Linked DNA regions of Homo sapiens: region 1 is linked to region 2. Evidence: read pairs that join two places in POLR2A ChIA-PET (ENCODE). Cell type or tissue: PC-9. All regions are shown on one strand.

What was found. Peaks named below come from ENCODE experiments on the same cell type or tissue, not always from the same donor. Only the 100,000 strongest peaks of a DNase experiment are listed, where the experiment ranks them.
Region 1: POLR2A ChIA-PET joins it to region 2 with 23 read pairs; 3 of 35 experiments call an interaction of 5 or more read pairs at or near these places.

The regions. Positions count from the first base shown.
Region 1 is chr7:130,417,530-130,420,029 of GRCh38, forward strand. All of the region lies in intron 2 of CEP41 (centrosomal protein 41), which reads right to left. Among named protein-coding and RNA genes, the nearest start is that of CEP41, 22 kb to the right of the region's middle. In PC-9, no CTCF peak of the experiment used is centred here; no DNase peak of the experiment used is centred here; H3K27ac peaks cover 1,289 bases.
Region 2 is chr7:130,301,723-130,304,222 of GRCh38, forward strand. The region is part of intron 4 of CPA4 (carboxypeptidase A4); the gene reads left to right. Among named protein-coding and RNA genes, the nearest start is that of CPA4, 9.8 kb to the left of the region's middle. In PC-9, no CTCF peak of the experiment used is centred here; no DNase peak of the experiment used is centred here.

The DNA.
Region 1 (2,500 bases), 120 kb after region 2:
ATGTGCTGAGAAATAACAGCAGATTCTTGAAACTGCAGAGAGGCCCCAGCCCTCATGTTTTATAGTATGTTTCTATAATACTAGTACTGGCCAAGGTGGTTTGGAGGTTTTCAGACTTAAAAAACTCAGCCAGGAACCTTCTGGTTTCCAACTCAATTCTAGCTGTCAAGCCAGGGGCTATTATATTTTACTGGGTATGCTTCGATTTGATTCAATTCAACGCAGGAAGCTCTTTCTGTCACCTAAAAGGTATGGCAAAAGGAAAACATTCAAAATAATTTCTCATTTCTAAAACTGTGCTCCTAACTTTTTAAGCCTGGAGAGGATCTAGTCAGATGCAGCCCCAACATCAGATAAAAGAAATGCTTTCAATTAATAGTAGCATGAACTGACATTTTCAAGGACTATTCTGAACTTTTCTTCATGTTTGGGTCAGAAGCAGAAAAAGAAAATCCTTGCTCTGAAACCCAAAATACATTTTCAAAAAAACAACTTATTTCATTGGCTATTATTAAATCTTTACCATGAATTCATCATGGAATAAAAATCCACCATTGTTTTCTTTTCTTTTCTTTTCTTTTTTTTGGTGTTAAGACATACACTCTCTGTATCCAGGACCAGAAAGGAGGATTCAGAGCAGGCCTGGACCTGGAAGTTCCAAGAGAAATGAAGGCAGTCAGGGCTGCCAGGAAGGCCTAAGCCTTCTCAAGAGAGACACTGAATACCTCTTAGAAGAGGCCCAAATATCACCAAGATTAGAACCAAATACAGTCTTTCCTAGGTTCTTCAAACTGCAATTGACCCGAGATGTGACCAGATCTTCAGAGCAGAAGCCACAATTTCTTCCTGGACACACATCTCTCCTGCCCACTGCAACTCTGAACTCAGGCGTGGACTTGCCTGGTCAATACAATGGCGGAAGAAGACGGCAAATCAGTATGCTGTTCAGCTTCCCAAGTCTCATTCTTAAAATATTTTACCCAGTAGCTTTAGGTTATATGTCCCTGAGTCACCCACAGTTGCATGTTATTGACGTGGCAGGTAGTTTCTTTCGGCTAGGGAAGCTTTAGGCAATCTAGTCAGAAAATGAGGGACAAAAAGGAACACCTGATTTGTCTGGTGGCATGGCAAGTTAGTAACTAAGCCAGGATTCGCATTTCCAACCTCCTGAAAAACACATCTTTTTTTGTTGTGTTGTTGTAAAAAAACACAATTAATCATGAGGTAAATTTGTAGGAAATGCTACTTCCTTAATAGTGAGAGGTGGGGATCATCTTGTGTTGTAAATTCCCTGAAGAATGGAAAACACTAGCCAACCTTATTTATCCAGTCTTTATTATTGAAACACTGCATTTCCAAACCACAACCTTATTTATCCAGTCTTTATTATTGAAACACTGCATTTCCAAACCACAACCTTATTTATCCAGTCTTTATTATTGAAACACTGCATTTCCAAACCACAGTGGTTTCTACTAACAAAGTGTCTACACTTCATTTCTCCATTAATTACAAACATTTCAGGGTAATTACACTTAACACTTTATTTTGTATCAGCTGACCCTCACCACAATGCAGGGAGGTAGGCCATCATGCCCTCTATTTGTTTTCCCCCTAAAGGAGAAGGCTGAGAAACAAGTTTTTTGCAATTATACAAATATTTGGTGAAATTCAGACCAAATCTGAGAGGACTACTGATGAGTTCTTTTCACTATAGACATTCATTCTATCCAAGAATGGGGAAAAAAGGAGAATGGAGGATTTCTTCCTTGCTTTAATTGGACAAATGAGATAGCAGGATGGCTGACACAAAAATACCCCTAAAAATGGTTTGAGAAAGTATGAAAAGTAGCATTTTTATCCCACTGTGTAAACTGCTTACATCTTAACTATGCAGCCTATCTTACTGTATCTAATTGCATCTGAAGATAGTTTCTGACTACCTTTTAAAAAGATTGGAAATGAATCCATTTCATAATTCACTTATTTATAAACATGGCTTTGTTTCATACAAAAGAAGCCTAAAAGACTATCCAAGAACCAATTTTTTTTAAAAAAAATTGAAATTACACATTACTGCCAGATACATTTTCCCAGATAAGACTTTTTGATCAAAAAGAAAAAAAAAAGTCAGTGGCTCCCCATTGCTTCCTAACTAAAGCTGAAACTCCTTGCTCTAGCACTGGACACCAACTCACTACCTCTTAATGTTGCCTTAATTACTTAACTTGACAAACTCTTAGTCTTGCATTCTCTAACGTATCACCTTGCCACATACTCGTAAGAGCTCACTCAGCAGGAAGTGACCTTTCCCTCCTCTGAGCCTCTATAGCACTCGGCTTACAACTCACAAGGCATTTATCACTGTATTGTCTTACCTACCTTACTAGACAGAAAGCCAAGGACTATTTATGGGCACGTACACACACACACACACACACACGTATGAATAATCTTTATCCCTTCCATTGTCTAGCATAGGAGACACTCAAAAATACTT
Region 2 (2,500 bases):
TTTCAAAGGTTGACTATTTCCACTTCTTTCCCATGCTTGTCGGTAGCTTTGTTTATTGTATATACTTCCAACGGCACTGCCCCTTGATCCCTCTTGTGACCAGTGACATACATCTGCAAAACAGCTGGATAAAGTTAGAAGTTCAGTCTTGGGCCATGGACGAAAGCAGAGCTCAGAGCCCACACAGGGATCAAGCCCATGAAATCAGCCTCATGAACATGGGGCCCTCGCCAGCTGAGCTAACCAGTTGCAAATGTCACCCAAGACCCTGGAGGGGCCATCCCCTCACCTGCCGACTGCTGGAGCCTCACTGTCTCACTGGCTTACCACTGATTTCTCTGGTTTGAGGCGCCCTTTGCAGCCTGGCTTACAGCAATCTTGTCCTCACTGTGACACCCTCCACTGTGGATTGGTGTGCCACCACCCTCCTAGCTCAGTCATATACAGTTCTTTCTAAAAACAGCTAAAGAACTCGTATTCTAGGCTGGGCATGGTGGCTCACACCTGTAATCCCAGAACTTTGGGAGGCCGAGGTGGGCAGATCACTTGAGGTCAGTAGTTCAGGACCAGCCTGGCTAACATGGTGAAACCCCGTCTCAACTAAAAAAATACAAAAATTAGCTGGGCGTGGTGGCAGGCACCTGTAGTCCCAGCTACTTGGGAAGCTGAGGCAGGAGAATCACTTGAAACCGGGAGGCGGAGGTTGCAGTGAGCCAAGATTGCACCACTGCACTCCAGCCTGGGTGACTGAGCGAGACTCTGTCTCAAAAAAAAAAAAAAAAAAGAGCGCTCATATTGGCTCACGCAACCACTTAGGCTTTCTTAGGTCTCTAGTGGGAATTTCATGTTTGTCTCTGCCAGAGTTTCTGGTTCCAAAGCCATTGTCTGTGTTGTGGTAGTGGTGGGCAGTGTGAATTTGCACTCCACACCTGGACACAGCTTGGTGTTTTAACTTTTCCTGGATGACTCTCTTTTCTCTCAAAGCTCAAGGCAGCTATCCTGCTTTTCCTCCACTCCCTAGGGTCAGTGGGTAGAGTGGGTAGAATTTCCAGGCCCTTTTTGTGGCCCAAATTGCCCATTCCTAGCTCTCAAGTTCCAGCTCCTTGTGCCATGCTGGGTCCTATGGCTCTCCTCCTAGTCCAGGTTTGCCTAAGCCTGTAGCACCCAAGGCAGAGATGGGGCTCTGTGGCATCATCTCCCACCCTCCACCCTCCTAGTTAGTTCCTTCTTTGTTTCTGGCACCTACAATTTCCTCTTGTTTAGCTTTTAAACTTGGCTGTGAATCATTTTCCTTGTATTTTACCTGGTTTGCCTATGTATTTGGAGGTGGTTTCTTGCTTCTGTTCGGTCTACCGTATTGACGGCAAGTCTGATAAACCCTTTAAGCTTGACTTTGTTCTATATTAATTACACATTTTCCTCCTCTGTATAGTTCCTTCTTCCAGTCTTAAGGCTGAAACAAATACATTTGTTTATTTTCTTTTGGCCCTCAAGTGGTTTGAAAACTAAGATGGATAAATTCTATTTAAATCGAACTTTTTTCCTGAAAGCAAATAAGGGTATTTTTAGCCGTTTATTTACCTTTCTTCACTTGCACTCACAAAGCCTTTAGAGAAATTATCTCCAAAGGGGGGCACATGTATCCACAGGATGTAAGCAAGATAGTCCACTGGGATGAAGGAAGAAACAATTACAACTTCTATTTATATTTCTACATATATTTCTGTTTATTATTAATACAACCATTTCAATTGTTTAATAATGTACACAATATATTTGTATCATTGTGTGTGTGTCTGTGTGTGTGTACATGTATATGGTGCATGCTAATTTTTTATTATTTTTGAGTAGAGAAAGTCATCACAGAATTTTGGAGAGTACTGTTTTAAGAGCCTTGGAGCTCTTTCTTTTTATTTTTTATTTTTCAGACAGGGTCTCACTTGTTGCCCAGGCTGGAGTGCAGTGGTGCATTCGTGGCTCACTGTAGCCTAAACCTCCCAGGCTTGAACAATTCTCCCACCTCAGCTTCCTGAGTAGCTGGGACCACAGATACACGCCACCGCAGCTGCCTATTTTTTTTTTTTTTGTTTCATTATTTGTAGAGCTGGGGAGTCTCCTTACGTTGCCCAGGCTGGTCTCGAACTCCTGGGCTCAAGTGATTCTCCCACCTTGGCCTCCCAAAGTGTTGGGATTATAGGCATGAGCCACTGCACCTGGCTTGTTTTTATTTTATTTTATTATTACTATTCTTAAATTTTAAAATTTCTTTCTTTCCTTCCCTCTTCCATATTTTTTATGAACTATTTTTATTTTTAAATGTTTCTTGTAGAGATGGGGTCTCACTATGTTGCCCAGGCTGTCTCAAACTCCTGGCCTCAAGCAATCCTCCCGCCTCAGTCTCCCAGATTGCTGGGATCACAGGCATGAGTCACTGTGCCTGGCCGCTTGTCTTTGACTGTCCAGTCTAGTACAGTGACAAAGGACACAGTGTTAGAGCAAT